2 separate regions of the Mus musculus genome follow, and region 1 is linked to region 2. A link is a loop called in an ENCODE intact Hi-C map of the cell type or tissue named here. Cell type or tissue: gastrocnemius. All regions are shown on one strand. Links, peaks and the distances in the headings refer to the core of each region. The heading gives the core; the rest is flanking DNA.

What was found. A loop is a pair of places that touch in the nucleus more often than their neighbours do. Peaks named below come from ENCODE experiments on the same cell type or tissue, not always from the same donor. Only the 100,000 strongest peaks of a DNase experiment are listed, where the experiment ranks them.
Region 1: it touches region 2 in a loop (7-fold over the local background); 38 of 42 quality-filtered maps call a loop at or near these places.

What each region holds. Positions count from the first base shown.
Region 1 is chr1:39,521,340-39,530,380 of GRCm38, reverse strand. No RefSeq gene overlaps it. Among named protein-coding and RNA genes, the nearest start is that of Gm24826, 6.3 kb to the right of the region's middle. In gastrocnemius, for the core only: CTCF peaks have their summits at 2,741 (motif pointing left) and 7,626 (motif pointing right); DNase peaks (open chromatin) are centred at 2,745, 3,815 and 7,643.
Region 2 is chr1:38,996,553-39,005,593 of GRCm38, reverse strand. It overlaps Pdcl3 (phosducin-like 3), which reads right to left. Exons shown (of 6, transcript NM_026850.4): 6 at 8,358-9,041. Among named protein-coding and RNA genes, the nearest start is that of Pdcl3, 13 kb to the right of the region's middle. In gastrocnemius, for the core only: a CTCF peak has its summit at 4,284 (motif pointing left); a DNase peak (open chromatin) is centred at 4,262.

The sequences.
Region 1 (9,041 bases), core at 490-8,489, 530 kb before region 2:
CAGTGTTTGGGAACTTCTCGAATCTTTAGGGGGCGGAGCCTAGCTAGAAGAAGCAAGCCAGTAGTGGTAAGAATATTTATTATTGACTTTTTCCTGTCTGCTCTTCTGCCTCCTGCCCACCATGTTGCAAAGGGCTCTGCTCTACCATGCCCTTCTTTGCCTGATGGAATGGCATGTGTGAAACCATGAGCCTTGTTCCTTGAAGCTGTTCTCCCGGGTGCTGTGATCATATCTCTGCAAAGGTCACTGGAGTGCTGAGTAGTGGGTTTTTTTTTAATTAATTTAAATATTCTTATCAATTAATTAATTTTATGTGTATGGATATTCTGTCCGCATGTATGTCTGTGTGCTAAAGTGGGTGTCTGCTACCTGACAAGAACAGAAGCAGATGTTGGGTCTATGTGGGAGGGGAGAACTGGTTCTCAAAACATTTCTTCTGACACACCATAGCATCCATGTGCCCACAACTATGCACACACACAAATAAAACTTAAAGAAATCGATCCCCACCCTACACACACCACATGGCTAAATATATAAATACCATGGCAATGCTATATTCAAGAAGAATAGCTGTTAGTGTTTGCCCGGGAGTGGTCCTGGCTTGTTGTTTGAGTTTGGTAGTGTTCCTCTCTTTACGTTGCATGGAATAGTCAGGGAAGCATGGGTATTAGCTGGCCACCTGGTCTAAGCGAGAGCCAGAGCCATCTAATCCAAGAGAGGGCTCATCTAAGAAGCTGGAATTCAGTCCCAAGCAAAGGCCATCCTCTCATCCTCCCACGCATTGATCCACACGGCAAATATGGCAACCAGAGGGAATAAGGATCTTTCATCTCAATCGATCTCAGTGTAAGGGAGAAATGGGATTCCGGTGTTGCTAACTCAGAACAGCACACAGCACAGTCAGATCCTCTCCACAGCCAACATAGTGGGGGAGGGAGTTTTGTTGCTCTCAGTGCATTACTGCCTCCAGCAAATGGTCTTAGACCTTATTACTGCATTACACACACACACACACACACACACACACACACCACACAGATACAAAGACACACACAGAGAGACATAAACACAGGCACATGCACCCCACACACACAGACATACACACATAGCCTCCACACAGACAGACAGACAGAAGATACATCACAGCACACACACAGAGTCAGAGACATCAAAGATTCTCAGAAAGCAAGCAGGAAATAACACAGTGTGTCATCCAGGGCATAGTGAGACTGGTTACATTGTTCTTAGAGGTCAGTTAATTCTGGACAAGCTGATTCCAGTATGGAATCTGAATGACTGCGTTGTTATAAATGATCTCAGAGCACATTGCCTGTAACTTGGTTACAGGGTAGGTGAAAAGTATGATGTGTAATGGCCATATCTTCTCTCAGACAAACCATTCCCACCAATATACAGAATGATGTGTAATGGCCATATCTTCTCTCAGACAAACCATTCCCACCAATATACAGAAGAACGTTGACGCTTTATTTATTTATTTAGATTTTGTTTGTATGTTTTATTTTTTGAGACAGGTTCTCAAGAGTCTTTCCGACTGGCCTGGAACTCTATGTAGACCAGGCTATCTTCCAGTCCACAGAGACCCACCTGCCTCTGCCCCTCTGCCCCTCTGCCCCTCTGCCCCTTTGCCCCTCTGCCTCTACGAACTGCTGGGATACCACACCCAGTCGAGAGCCAGATGAAAGACTAAATGCTCAAGTATATCTTTTCCTCTAAAGACAACCTTCACATTACTTCTTCTTTTCATGGTGCTCTTTAACTTGGTTCACATTCAGACAAAGTTCAATCAACATTAGAATAACAACAATTCCCAACCCACTTTGTGCCTGAATGGCTGATTTCAAGTCCCCATTCACAGATCAGATCGAACTTTGTTAAAGCTGGATTTTTTTTAAATTTGACTAATTGTTCTTTTTTCAAAATCCCTACTTCTTTGTGGTGAATTCTCCATTTACAGCCACAGCGTCTTTCTGACTTCCTTTAACTCCTCGCCTCTATTCTGTGGGCTTTCCTTGGTCTTTTGATGCTCGTTAGTTTGTTTTATGAGTGGGTACATGCATGCATAATTAATGTATGCCAGGAGGCAGAGGACACCCTGCAGGGCTCACTTCACTCCTTCTACTACGTGGGCCCAGGGTTTGAACTCAGGTCCTTGGGTTTTGGCTGCAAGCACCTTTACTAGATGAGCCATTGGAGGTTTTTGTAATAATTCTCTAGAATCCTTATCGGGCAGGTGGGCACTCCGTTTTTTCCTTATCTTACAAGAAAGTAATTGAAATTGTTGTGTCTCTTATGTGTGTGTGTACATTTATTGTGTCCCTACCTTGAGATTTGTGTGTCTGGTGGGCTGAGATTTCTACCATCCTTTGCGGATGGCTTTCTTTTGAAGATGTGACTTTGGGTATCAGCTTGTTACACAATGTTGGTGTTATATAACCGGAGTGATTATTATAGTATCATCTCCCTGTAGCTTTGTGATTAGTGACATTGCAAACTGCAATGAATCTGGGAAAGCCCACTGCCTTTGTGACCAATGCAACTGTCAGGATAGACTAGCTAGCTGTCCAGGCAGCTATGGCATAAACAGGAAAGTGTACCAGGGTAATCCTCAGAGACTATTTTTTACAATACAAACTGCCCCTACTCGGTCGGGTAAGAGCTTCCTAGTCCCAAGCAGCGTGGGACTAAGAAGCTGTGTCAGGAGCCACAGCGCCCCCTTGTGGGTGACCTCATACCTACCGCTGAAAGCAGTGTGTGCTCAGACAAGGTACAACATGCTCCTTGACTAGCAGCCAGAATCATAGTGTTCCTATATATTGCTTTGGTGGCTTTGGTGGGAGAAGTAAGACGTTAGCATCCCCACAGCTTAGACCTCCTTTGGCTGTGCACTGTCAGGGCAGCCGAGGTGCTTGTGCATTCATTATGATGGGTGGGAGCTGTATGGGTGGTCGCCATCAGTCCTGGTACAGTGTGAGACACATTCAGCTTGTCTGCACCCTGATCTCAGAGGACAACCTCCCTGGTCTTCCAGTTCTTCAGGGTGACACCTTCCATGTCCCTCCATGGTTGCAACAACTGTAGCCTGCAGTGCAGAACACCAGTGAGTTTATCAGAATAACTTTGCTGGACAAGTTGGGTTCTCAGGACAGCTGTAGAGTTTGCTGGGACTCATGCTCCCTTAGGGAAAGACACCTTGGCACCTTAGCACTGGCTGTGGATGGGGAGAGCTTCTCTCTCTCTCTCTCTCTCTCTCTCTCTCTCTCTTTCTCGATCTAACAAGCTCCTAGTCTTTCCCTGATTTCTGGGGTCCTCCCACAGCCACTGGGCTTAAAATGTAATAATACACTTGCTCTCTGGGTGGTGTCTTGTGAGAGCGGGTGTAGCCAAGATTCACCTTGAACGTCTCTCCTCTTACCTCTAGCTCCTAAGTGCAGGGATCACGGCAGGCTACATTACACCAAGTTTAGGCAGTGCTGAGGATTGAACCCAGGGCTTAGTGTATCTAGGGAAGCACTCTAGCAACTGAGTTACCACCCTAGCCCTGTTCCTTTTCTGTTTTCCAGAGGGCTCAGCACCTGCAGCCATCTTGAAAGTCTCCTATGTCACACTGAAACAGTATCTCCTTAAAGGTCGGAGGTAGAAAACAGATGAGTTGCAAGTGCTGGAGGTAGAGCGATAGGCCTGACCAACCCTAAAGGCTTCACATAAGGGGACATCCTAGTGACAGAGCAAGGCTGTGCCCTGTGGCTTCGGGGCTGTGTCCACACATGTGATAAGTTCCCAGGCAACTATGCATACACTGTGACTTGGCCGGTTTCCTAGTTGTGACTGTATGCTGCGCTTCTAGAAGGCATTAGTTAACCACTGAGGAAAAGCAGGTGAAAATAGCCCTCACATTATCCCCTAACTTTCATGGAAATTTGGGATTATTTGAAAATAAACATTAAAACAGTCTGGGGCTGGAGAGATGGCTCAGTGGTTAAGAGCACTGACTGCTCTTCTAGAGGTCCTGAGTTCACTTCCCAGCAACCACATGGTAGCTCACAACCATCTGTAATGGGATCTGATGCCCTCTTCTAGTGTTTCTGAAGAGAGTGACAGTATACTCAAATACATTAAATAAATAAATAAATGTTTTTAAAAAACCTGGAAACATTACTCCTCCTTCTAGAGCAATGCTAACTAGAAACAGTAAAATAAACACATATATTAGTATTATATGAATATTTGGGTATGTTTGTTGTCGAGGAAGACAATCAAAATAAAGCGGCCCTGCCGTGGGCCACTTGAATCCAGGCTGCAGGCCATTGTTAGTCAGGTCTGGCACATCCACAGCTGAACTTATGAACTGGGCCAAACCACAGTTTCCTGAAACATTGTTTCCCAACCTCTGCCGACCTTCTGAATTACAGGGCTCTTCCCCAAACCACCCGGAGACTGTGCACACCCGGCCCTTACTTACCACTGGCTTTACTGTTGCCACACGGGTCATTATTTCTATAGTAGGTGAATTAGGTAATTAGCAACCCTACCCCATGCAGTTTAAACCTGTAAATACAGTTCCCATTGTATAAAACCACAGATCTCTCTCCTCTCTCTCCTCTCTCTCCTCTCTCTCTCTCTCCCTCAATCTCTCGCTCTCTCTCTGTCTGTTTTTTGCCTACATGCCAGCCTGTGCACCGCGTGTCTGGTCCCTGCAGAGGCCAGAAGGGAGTGTGGATCCCCCCTGGAACTGGAGTTACAGATGTCAGATAAATGTTAAACCACTAAGTGGGCGCTGGGAATCAACCTCAGATTCTTAGCAAGTAGCCAGGGTTCTTAACCTCGGAACCACCTTTCCGGTGCTGAGATGTGCATACTTGTGCTTGCGCAGTTAGAGATCAAAATCCAAGAGAGATAGCAGACAGGGATACTTCTGCGTGTGCTTGGCTTCTTTTCCCAAGAAAAGTTTGTAGTTGTAGCGGGAAGAGAGAACACTTTGAAGGTGCGTTGAGAAAGGACTTTCCCCTAAGGGCTCCAGCCCCATGCAGGGCAAGGGCATCTTCTTCAGTGTGAACTTCATTTTCCTGAAAAAGTTGCATCTGTGTTGAAGATTCTACAGACTGACTCGAACCTCATGGCTATGGGACTATTAATTGTAGGTAGTCAAAATTATCTCAGGCTGCTAGGCAGTGGTGGCGCGCACCTTTAATCCCAGCACTTGGGAGGCAGAGACAGGTGGATTTCTGAGTTCAAGGCCAGTCTGGTCTTCAGAGTAAGTTCCACGACAGCCAGAGCTATACAGAGAAACCCTGCCTCAAAAAACAAAAAATGAAAAAAAAAATTATCTCAGGCTATCTTTTGTTCCTAAAATAGCTGTTTATCATCCCCTGGTGTGTCTGACCTAACAAACTCCTCACTTTCACAGGACACATTTGCAGTGTCTTGCTAAGCTCGTGTGTCCCTAGGAACCAAAGACGTGGCAATACCAGTTAACACCTGAAACTTAGCTCCAGGGTTTCTCCACTCTGTCTTAAGCTGCCTATCTGAAATGCACACCAAAGTGTTTTCTTTTGATTTGGTTTTGAAGTTTTGGAGATTGAATCCAGGGCGATGAGCATGCTAGGTGGTGTTCTACCATTGAGCCTCACATGAAGTAATGCATTGTTCAATGTGCTGCTTGTGTCTGCCTTCTGTTCAGGGCAGTCTGAACCCATATTCTTAAATTATGAACCCTCAAATTTGGTTCAAAATAGACTACTTTTTCTTTTTTGAGACAGGGTCTCATTTTGTGGCCCAGGGTAGCCTCTTACTTGCTAACACTATTCTATGTTCCACCATACCCAGCTTTAAATGATCTCTTATTTGATTTGGAGCAAGAGTTATGTTTGTTTGTTTGCTTGTTTGTTTTGGGTTTTTCAAGACAGGGTTTCTCTGTGTAGCCCAGACTGCCCTAGAACTCACTCTGTAGACCAGGCTGGCCTCGAACTCAGAAATCTGCCTGCCTCTGCTCCCCAGTGCTGGGATTAAAGGTGTGCGCCACCACTGCCTGGCTGACTTGAGTTTGTTTTAATACCAACATTTATGGCTGTTTTCTTGGTAAAACTGTCCTGACTGGCGGTGAGATGGAGTCTCATTGTTGCTTGTATTTCTCTGGTAGCTAAAGATATTGAACATTTCTCTGTGTTTCATGTAATGGCCATCTGTGTTCTTTTAGAAATCATTTTATTTTTTCATGTAGTGATTGATTGGGCTATTTGTTCTTGGGATGTTTAATTTTTTTTTCATTCGCTGCATATTCTGGCTACTAATCCCCCACTTGAGCCCTTCTGTGGGGTGACTCCTCCCTCTGCTCCTGCTCCCTTTGGTGGGCGGAGCCTTTTCTTTCCCTAAGATCCATTAGCAGCTGATGCTGTTGTTTCTCCAGGTGTCAGAATGCCGGACAGAAGATTGTCTCTCAGGAGACGTTTTTTCATCCCCTGGCCTTCGATGGATTTGAATCTGTCTTTATACAGGGGTAAATTAGGGATTTAGTCTCATTCTTGCTCTGATGGACATCGCGCCCCTCCCTGCCCCCGAATCATTTCTTCACGTGTTCTGAGCACTGTTGCTGCGAATCTGATGACCACAGCTCTCTGTTTCTAGATCCCCCACTCTATTCATGGATCTGCATGATCAATACATTCCAAGACTGCTTCTGTGATCAATACATTCTCAAGATTGCTTCCGTCCAAACCCATCACCCAATAAGGCCTGTTTTGCATCCACTCCCCCACCCCCAGCCTGCTAATCACAGAAACTTAAAGTTTTACAGAAGAAAAACTCAATAAGATCTATGCCAATCCTTAGGAGGGAACTAAGGTTTACTGGTTTTTTGTTTGTTTGTTTCGTTTTGGTTTTTCGAGACAGGGTTTCTCTGTGTAGTCCTGGCTGTCCTGGAACTCACGCTGTAGACCAGGCTGGCCTCGAACTCAGAAATCTGCCTGCCTCTGCCTCCCGTGTGCTGGGATTAAAGGCGTGCGCCACCACGCCCGGCTGGTTTACTGGGTTTTTGTTTTGATTTGATTTATTTATTATTATATGTAAGTACACTCTAGCTGTCTTCAGACACACCAGAAGAGGGCATCAGATCTCATTACAGATGGTTGTGAGCCACCATGTGGTTGCTGGAATTTGAACTCGGGACTTTGGAAGAGCAGTTGGTGCTCTTAACCGCTGAGCCATCTCTCCAACCCAGGTTTACTGGGTTTTTAACAAAGTTATATCACATCAGAGCCAGGCAGTGATGGCATATACCTTTAATTACAGCACTTGGAGGGCAGAGGCAGAGGCAGAGGCAGAGGCAGAGGCAGAGGCAGAGGCAGAGGCAGAGGCAGAGGCAGAGGCAGAGGCAGAGGCAGAGGCAGAGGCAGAGGCAGAGGCAGAGAATCTCTGAGGATAACCCGGTCTTTATAGCAAGTTCCAGGACAGCCAGGGCTACACATAGAAACCCTGTCTCAACAAACAAGGAATCACCTGAGTTGCTCTTTGGAGAAAACACCCTAAGATTATTATATCATAGTGGAGGGGGCCCAGGTAGGTTAGGGTTGGTGTTTCCAAGGTCTGTGCATGTTCTTACCACTAGATGGCAGTCGAAATTGGTCCAATGTCACCAACCTATTCTTAAATTGGGCAAAATCATCAACTTCCATTGATAGCTGTATGGCCACTACCAACACACAGAGCCGACCCCACACCCTCTCCCAGCACCCACACCGTCCCCTGCAGGCTGAGAACACAAATCCAGGACGTAGGAAAAGCTTTTGAATAAAATTCAGTCCCTCCTGACCCGATTCCTTAAACCTTTAGGAATACAAAATATAACCATGACAATGTTAAGTGTCTCAGGTGAGAATCAGGAATGGACAATGCATGTGCTCTCATGGGCATGTCCCCTCAGGCTTCTCTTCCTTCCTAACTCCCTTCCTTCTAAGAACCATCTTTCCCAGGATGTACCTCACATAAAATTCTACTTTTTTATTTGACAATTATCCCCAAATTGAAGTCAAAAGTGAACATCTTTTTAGGGTTAAACCTTCCTGGGATATTTCATCTGGGCTGAGAATTTATCAGGCAGAGACAAAGTATTAAATTGCTTTATCTTAACCAAATAGGGAACTTCGTCCCTTGCTCCATTGCCACCAGAAAGAAGAAATCCTTTTACAGATATTACTTACTATAACAACTATTAAAGATGAATTTAAGTAGGCTGTAATCCCAGCTACTAGAAATGCCGAGTCAGGAGTATGAGTTTGAGTTTGAATTATATTTGTATGTGACAGGAAAATCCTATCTCTGGGGTCAGTTTCTCCTCTTCTGCTCTCTTGGGCTGTAGCCTGAGGTGGAAGCCTTGTTTTCTGAGTAATATTGTCAGATGGGTGGGGGAAGTTTGGTGAGGTCAACATGCAAGGATCAGAGCTTCCTCCTGGAGCTGAAGGCTCCTTCTTGACTCTCTGTGTTGTTTTTCCATCTGCCTTGAATAGGACAAGCCTTCTCTGGAATGAGGGGTTTGTGACCTACTGTCACACAAGGTGGATCAGGGTGGCGTTTATTTGTGGCTGGTGTCTCAGTTAGGGTTCCTATTGCTGTGATGAAAGACCATGATCAAAGCAACTTGAGGAGGTAAGGGTTTATTTGACTTACACTTCCACATCACTGCTCATCACTGAAGGAAGTTCGGACAGGAGCTCAAATATGCAGGAACCTGGAGACAGGAGCTGATGCAGATGCCAAGGAGGGGTGCTGCTTACTGGCTTGCTCAGCCTGCTTTGTTATAGAACCAAGGGTGACCAGCCTAGGGGTGGCCCCACCCACAATGGGCTTGGCCCTCCCCCTTCAATCACTAATTAAGAAAATGCTCTGCAGGCTTGTGAACAGCCCCATCTTACAAGGCATTCTCTCAGTTGATTCTCTGCCACGCACTCTGGTCGAGTCAGCTTGACAGGCCGAGAGGCCTGGAAGCCACTCACGAGGCAGAGAGTTTCACGAAAACTCACCTC
Region 2 (9,041 bases), core at 753-8,752:
CCTTAGCCATTTGCACACCCACTGGCACAATCCTATGAATAAAGAATAAACCTGGTACCCTTTCGTACAGTCCCATTTTTTCCTAACTCTTTTCTGCTGCCTCAAGTTTTTTCTAGATTAGGCCTAACCCTGACAGGGAGCCATGAGATCAAGTTAAAAGTCTCCACTGGTATGAACCAGAAATTAAGGAAACCTCCACCTGGCTGGTCCTTTCCAAATGAGCAAAAGTCTGGATAGGAATGGCCTTTGTTCAAACCTCCTGTCCTGTCTGCACTCGGTCTTTCATGCTTCCTTCTCTCTCTCTCTCTCTCTCTCTCTCTCTCTCTCTCTCTCTCTCTCTCTCTCTCTCTCATGTTCCTGTGAGTCTAGAGTCAGGTTAGCAGCAGGTCAAGTCCTGAGGGAACTGCATCTTTTTAGAATAAGCTACTGTCTTCGTCAGGGTTTCTATTGCTGCGATCAAACACCATGACCAAAAAGCAAGTTGGGGAGAAAAGGTTTATTCAAAGGTAGTCAGGACAAGAACTCAAACAGGGCAGGAATTGGGGGGCAGAAGCTGATGCAGTAGTCATGGAGGGTGCTGCTTACTGGCTTACTCCGCATGCCTTGCTCTGCCTGCTTTCTTATAGAGTCCAGGACCACCAGCCTAAGGATGGCACCACCCAGAAACGGCTGGGCCCTTCCCCATCAATCACTAAGAAAATGCCCTATAACCAGATCTTATAAAGACATATTCTCACTTGAGGTTCCCTCCTTTCAGATAACTCTAACTTGTGTCAAGTTGACATAAATCTACCCACTATCCCTCACAGTTATAGAGCTTCCATGTCATTGATGGATGTGGACTCAAAACTTATTTCAAAGGGATTTTCTCCCAACTCATTAAAACATCCACATATATCCACTGATGCTAGAAGCTCATGCTTCCAGGACTTGTCACCGACAGGAAGAGAGGCAGAACGGAGGCAGCAGGATTCACTTGGGGAGAGATGGAAGAAGCAGAACAAGAAGTCCCAAGGGACAACCCTCCCCATTATAAAATGTCACTTCTGCTTCATGTCCTGTCCATTTTCCTCTCTCAAGCTCGTTCTAAAGCAAGGGGAAATGGAGTAGGTACCTTGGACTGCATGTGTGTGCCTCTACTGAGGATTCATATCTTAAAATTCCCCAGAGATAAATGGAAGGCCCAGATGCCCCAGTAGGACTCTAACACCCCAGTCCTGCGATGCCACCCTGATATTTAGAGGGCAAGTCATACTGACAAAGTGCCTGAGGGAACCCAAGACCGTGACACCACAGTGGCCTTCATAAAATCTCAGTGAGGGAAACCAGTAAGAGAGCAATTCTACCTCTTGGCGATCTGTCCTGGAAGTGATAGAGTCTCACGTGACAACATAATGGCTTCGTGCTTTTTGTGGAAAGGCCTCTTCCAGATCAGACCACAGAATGGAAAAATAAAAGACCGAGAGAGATGAGTGTTTCTTAACATACTAAGAACAAAAAGAAGAACATGGGAACAAATACATTATACAAGAAATACTGTGTAAGGGTAGCCACATAAAGCAAAGGGGAAATGGTGTGACATTTCCCAAGTGAGACTCAAGCTTTATTGGTGGACTTACGAGTTTCCAGGTCATATGAGGCCCCACTGAGAATCACAGGGTGTAGACCAAGAAGCTAATCCCACATGCAAAGCTTTCCTGCACTAAAGCCTCAAAATAAAATACAATAAAACAGGCTGCCGCTGCCGGTTATAACAGGAAGACCATAGACACCATGCGGCCTGCATATCTTTCACTTAATTTCCACAGCATGGGCATGGAATGGGTCCTCTGCACAGATATGGAAACTGAGGCCCAGGAAGGTCATGCTACCTCCACTGGTACTACAAGAGACCCACAAGCTTTGTTGATGTGACAGACAGCAGAGAGAGAGGAAGGGATCATTATGTCAGGAAGGTGGGTGCCTTTAGAGTTCCCCCAGGTCCCTGCCTGACATGTTCAACAGTATCCTCCCTGGACCCAGAGGTAATCAATTCTCAGGGAAGAATCTGAGCCAACCAGCTGAGCGTCAGACTCACTCATAAACCAGAAAGGCAAACCACTGCTTCAGAAGGTCCTAAGTCCCCAGCAGGTCGGCTCGTGGCCCACTAGGTTTGGCTCATGTGCAATTAAGCTAAAAGAAATACTGGCCAGTTTCTTGGGCTGGGACAAAGTTCATTGAAAAGGATTGTCCTAGTGTGCGCAGAGCCCTGAGTGTTGTCCTAGTGTGCACAGGGCCCTAAATTCACTATCCTGCACTGGGCAAAGTAAGTGTTAGCAACGGTTCCTTTTATTAAGTAGTTATAAGAGTCAAACAACTTAATAAGATTTTATGTTCAAGCATTTTTAGCTATTTAATAGATATAAAATACCTAATATTTAACAAATATATTATTCATATATATGAAAATTGAAAGAAAAGAGTGTACTTGTTCTGTTCCTTTTTTTGTTGTTTTGCTTTTGTTTTTTTTTGTTTTTTTTGGTTTTTCAAGACAGGGTTTCTGTATAGGCTTGGCTGTCCTGGAACTCACTTTGTAGACCAGGCTGGCCTCGACCTCAGAAATCCGCCTGCCTCTGCCTCCTGAGTGCTGGGATTAAAGGCGTGCACCACCACACCCGACTTGTTCTGTTCCTTATTGATAGCATAGAATTGCCTGGATGCTGTACAGTGCCTCCAACTGAGAGGTGGGTACAGCTGCCATCTCACTTCCTGCCCCACACAGCTCACAGCTGTACCTGCCATCAACACAGAAACTATAGCGCTCACCTTAACAAGAGTAAGAGATAGTTTATCCTGGAGCCACTTTGAGTGATCACAGCCTGGGAACACAGATTAGGCTACCCCTAATTCCATGTTCCAGTACGGGGGTCAGTTTCATGAAGTTTTACAGATTGTACAGGATATAGAATGTCATAAACCAAGGCAAATTTAAAACACATTGGTGAGTACACCAGAAGGGCAGGTACGGTGGGTGAGATGGGCACCCTTTTCTACAGGCCTAAGGTGCTGATGACTTCCAGCTTTGGAGTTGGTGGAAACTGTAGTCTACTAAGGTAATAGATTGCAAGAGTTTGTATCTATTAGTCAGGATGTTAGTTTCAACACTGAGGTGTGGGCAAGGACTGGCTCTAAATAAGGGGGCTAAAGCTAGCCCAAAATAACCGAATTAGCCTGTGGACCTATAACATTCCAACCTCTCCACATCACTGTGATTTCAATCAGCCAGTTGGGAATTCTGGTCTATGGTGCTTATCACAGAAAATGCCAAGGAGCTTGCTTTGGAAAGATGTGAGGTCATGCAAAGTAGCACAGGTCTGTTGAAACTGTGGCGCCCAGAGCTGGACTGAAAACATGGAACATTGTAGCATTTCCTTTGAAACCTAGAGTGTCTCTTGCTGCAGCAAAGCCACTGCAGCTGAAGGGGGCCTGGGTTTGGGAGTTAGTCCATAAAGATTCCCAAGAGGACTGAAACATCGAATCAGAAACAGAAAACCTGGGCTGAAACTAAAGGGATGGGGGATGGGGGTGGGCGGTGGGGGGAAGGGGGTGGGGGTAGTTGATGGGCCTGCTGACCCTGAGGAGGTACTCTCAATAGCACATGCGCAGTGAGTAGAATTACTCATCCTGTAGACGCCTCAAATTCCCCCAGGAACACAAAGTTGTGCTGAGAGGACACACTCATTTCTGTTAGTCAACTTTTCCCTCCACACGTATATTTGGATAATAGATACTGTGTAATTACTTTTTGCCTCGGGTTACAATGTAGTATTTGTTGCATGGCTCAAGTCAGTCTGCTTTAGCTATCAAGAGATCTGTTTGCTGTTTTCTCCCGCTCTTTGATGCACCATCCCCTTGCTGTGGTGACGGATCTTTACAGCTGCAAGATCCCCTCTCAGAAAGGTTCTTGTCAAAAGTTTCGCTCTTCCCCTCAGAGATTGCACTCCCTTTAACAAGTGCTCAGGGGACTCTAACCACCAACAGTCTTCCTAGAAAGGTGGCATTCTCAGCAAGTTAAAGCTTAATGAGCAAAGAGATATGGAGAGTTGAAATTTAAAAGCTAGAGTGGTAAAGTTAAATAAAACAACCCGATACCTCTTTGTCTCCCTGGGCTCAGTCTATGCGATTGCATTCATACAAAGCACACTGGCTTCTCATTTTTAAGGCAGGGGCCATCTGTAAGGTTTCCTTGGGCAGTAGCAATTGTGATTAAGTTGTCAGCGTGCGCCACCTTCTGGTAGGATCTAGAAAACACCAGCATCCTAACTGGCAAGGGAGGCATCAAAGCCACTCAAAGGACATTTTAAAATACTGGACCCTTGTGGTAGGATGGAGCATCCTTTGAGTATATGTCCAGGAGTGATATAGCTGGGTCTTGAGGAAGATCGAGTCCCAGTTTTCTGAGGAACTGCCATATTGATTTCCACAGTGGCTGTACAACTTTGTGCTCCCACAGCAAGGATACTTGCTCAACTAATGTTCATAACAGTTTTCTTTGTAACAGCCCCAAACTGTGAACAACCTAGATGTCCCTCAAGCAAAGAATGGATAAAGAAAATGTGTCACACCTACACAGTGGAGTATTACTCAGCTGTTAAAAACAATGACATCATGAGATTTGCAGGCAAATGGATGGAACTAGAAAAGATCATCCTGAGGAAGGTAACCCAGACCTAGTAAGACAAACATGGTATGTCCTCACAAGGGGACGTTGGCTGCAAAGTAAAGGACACCCATGCTACAATCCACAGACCCAGAGAGGGCTAAGTAACAAGGAGGGCCCAAGCAGGGATCCATGGATCTCTCTGGGAAGAGGAAATAGATTTGACAAGTGTAGTGGGGGCAGGTGGGGATCGGAACTGGAAGGATCAGGTGGGGGTGGTGTGGGAGGGACAGAGGGAGAGAGTACTGGGAGAGATGACTGGAATTGGGAGGCATTTGGGGGTTAACATAGAAGCCTAGTGCAGTGAAGACTTCCTGGACCCTAGTAACGGAGGATATGAAGCCTAAACCCACCATCTTCTATAACCAGGCAAAGCTTCCAGCAGTGGGACTGGCTCATCAACCCAGCCACAAAACCCTTCAACCTACAATCTGTCCCGCCTGCAGGATGTACTGGGGTAAAGGTGGCACAGAACTTGTCGGAGTGATCAGTCACTGACTGGTCCAACTTGAGGCTCACACTACGAGAGGGAGCCCACCCCTGACAATGCCTAGATAGCTAGGAACCAGAGGCTGGACAGCCCAGATACCCAGGCTAGAACCAAACATGGCCAGGAACATCAGTGAAATTATTCCTAATGATAGTATGGTATACTTGTAGACTGGAGCCAGCATTAACTGTTAACAAAGAGGCTTCATCCAGCAACTGATGGAAACAGATGCAGAGACCCAAAGTCAAACATTAAGGTGGAGTTTGGGGAATACTGTCAAAGAAGGGGGGGAAGTGTTGTAGGAGCCTGAGGGGTCTAAGGACACCACAAAAACCCCCTCAGAGTCAACTTACCCCTCATAGGGGTTCACCAAGACTGAGCCACCAAGCAGGGGGCTTGTGTGTGTCTGAGCTAGGTCCTCAGTGTATGTGAAGGTTCAGTAGCTTGGTGTTCTTGTGGGAGTCCTAACAGACTCTTTTGTCTGCAGTTGGGACCCTTTTCGCCCTGCTGGGTTGTCTCAGCCAGCCTTGATGTGAAGGCTGTAGCTTAATATGAAGGTTGTAACTCATTATGTTTGGTTGATATTCCTGAAGGAAAATGGAGGAATGGATCTGGGGAAGAGGGGAGGTGGGGGTTGGGACAGGGAGGTTGGAGGAAGAGGAAACTCTGGTCAGGATATAATTTCTAAGAATGAAAACAATATCACACCCAATTCCTTTCACCTACTTTCCTTTGAATATATGCATGGGAAAGATAAAAATCAAGAACCCATACCTAAGCAATGTCTTCCTAATGAGCAGAGCAGAACCAGGAGCCAGGAGCAGGCAAGCCCAGAACCATGTTGCACCTGCAGCATCTGTGGTCTTCTTCCAGGCATAGATGCCTGCTCTGCTCTTGAGCACACACAGCCAAGAAATGCAGTTAATGCCCCCAGAGAGCGGCCCTCACCTACAGGAGCCAGGAATGGAAACCCAAAGCCCAGGCCCCCATCTGTGGGTGGACACTGGGGTGTGTAAGCCCAGGCCCCCATCTGTGGGTGGACACTGGGGTGTGTAAGCCCAGGCCCCCATCTGTGGGTGGACACTGGGGTGTGTAAGCCCAGGCCTCCATCTGTTGGTGGACACTGGGGTGTGTAAGCCCAGGCCTCCATCTGTGGGGGGACACTGGGGGTGTGTGTGTACTATCCAGCCACTGTACCTCTCTTTTTCCCACCCCATCTTGTCTTCCTTTCTCAGCTTTCTCTTCTGCAGCCTGGAGACACCCGACAAACGACAAACGCTGCACCCAAATGCTGGTTCCGGCCCTGCCTTTGGGCAGATCCAGACTAAGACGTAGGGGAACCCTTGAGTTACAAGTTCTCACAGATGCAGGTCAGTCAAGAGCTGAGCACTGTTTTGCTACCTAAGTTACCTTCCATTTGTGATGTGGTTCACGAGCCACATATTAAAAATAAACCTTCAGTGCAATTTTTTTTTTTTAATTAGGAAGCTAACCGAGTGCTTTGTATAGAATACCCAGTTTCTTAACTTCTATCTACAGTTTCAAAAGTTCCATTCAGCTACTGTGCTGGGTTTGTTGTGGTTATGTCTTGATTGTAGGTTTTTGGAAGAAAGACTAGAGGTAAGGTGACCTTTCCATCACATCATGAAACAGGGCACACACACTGTCAACCTGGCTTGTCATTGATTTTGACCTCTACACCCCGTCCATCCCCCTCCCCTCTCTCTCTCTCTCACACACACACACACACACACACACACACACACACACACACACACACACACTGCATCTTGGAAGCCATCCTTTAAGAATGGAGTGGCTTGGGGGTTAGGAACGGGCATCAGGCTACTTGGGATTCTTGAGGGAACCACAGTCTTCCTCCTCACTTCCTCACAGCTCGGGGCGTGACCTCAGATTCACCGTGTTGCTCGCTCCAGCAGAGCCATTGGGAGACCCACCCGCCACTGCAGCTGGGATGCTCTTTCTCTACTGTCTAGCGCTTTGGTACTTTCTGAAAGGACAATGTCTCCTAGCCCCGTCTGCATCCCTTGCTGTGCAGTTAGATGAACTCCATGTTTAAGCAGCAAGGTTCTGGGCTATGGCAGTGCCTCAGTGTCGAGAGGGCTCTGCTCTTACAGAGGACGTGGGTTTGGTCCTCAGCATCTACAAGTCAGTTCACAGTTACCTGTAACTGGTTTGAGGAGCCAATGGCCCCTGCACCCATGTGACTTGCATACACTCACCCAGGCAAACAAACATATGTAAGTATATAGGTTAAGTGCCAAGCCTTACCACCTTTGTCCCAGTAAATGCAGTGAGGCAGCAGAGGGTATTGTGAATACCACAGGGAGCACCTTTCGAATTCACTAAACTATAGGCATGGGCAGCTCAGGCTCTGATCCTAATCCCAATTGATGAAGATGCTGCTGGTCCTCTAGAGCAAGTGCAGACAGAGGCGGGGCACTGTGAGAAGGCGGGGCTCACTGGTCAAGGCTACAGGTATCAGAGCTGTTGCTGTGTTCCCATCTCGCCATCTCTGTATCACCAACAAGGTCCTGGTCTGGCATGGAGATAGTGTCCACGCTTATATCAACGTGGTTCAGTGACTGTTAAGAATTACATCCTACACAGGCTCCTCAGAAGAACTGCGCCTGCAGCTCCCAACACTGCACTCTGCCTGCATCCGGGTCCTGCCCCTCTCCTTTAGTATAAAAATTCACGCTAAGTCTGTGGTTCTCAACCTTCCTAACGCTGTGACCCTTTAGTACTGCTCCTCCTCCTGTGGTGACCCCCAACCATATAAATTTTCCTTGTTGCTACTTCATAACTGTAATTTGGCTATCTACTATGTGGCCCCCACAGGGGTCACAACCCACAGGTTGAGAACCACTGCTCTACGGCAAACACAGCGTCAGTCTCTGCAGCTGTGAGCCACTGCAGAGATTCTAAGGCAGCAGCACTCCTATACACCATGTAGGGTCATCACAAGCAACAAAACCTCAAGACTGTTCCAACCTTGCTGTTAAAACTTCACAAGCGCCTCTGAAGGAAACCACTCCAAAGGCCGATGTTCTAGCAGGGTCTTGGCCCTCACGTAACAGAAAACAAGGCATTTTCACACACTGTCGGTTTTGGGAGTACAGAAAAATAAATCTTACAATAAAATCTGAGTAAACCCTGTATTCTTAGACTCTTATCTCTAAGATTCCAATCAGCTATACAGGGTATAGCATTCAACAAAAATATTATAGATATTTTTCGGCTTTCATTGTCACTTTACAGGATATCCTGAAATATTTTTACAAATCGACTGGGATAGAGCTTATATATGTATCTGCTTAAACCTTATTCCCCCAAACCAACTCTAACAGGACCTTACAGCCAAGAAGAGCTGCTTGGTTTGGAGACAGGGTCTTGGTAACGCAGCCCTGGCTAGCTGGTAACTATGCAAACCAGACTGGCCTTGATCTCACATGACCTGCCTGCCCCTGTCTCCCAGTGCTGAGATTAAAGGCATGTGCCACTACAAAGAATAGCTGGTGTCTTAACAGCCATAGAGAACATTAGTTTACCTGGAAGACTGGGCTGAAAGCAAACAGACATGGCAGTGAGCTGAAATCTGTCAGCTAATTTGATAAATCAGTATCTGTCTCAAAATTATCAGCCATTTCTTTTAGCTGATACTCCTTTTGCTAGCTTTACAAAAGGAAAACGAACGATCTAACTAGAAAGCTGAGTTCTCATTTTTTGCACTGTTATTTTTTATAGAGATTTTAACTTAAATTTATTCGCATTATATTTTTTAAGTCCACATTCCTTTCTATAGAGTTACATGTCAAAAAATACTGAACA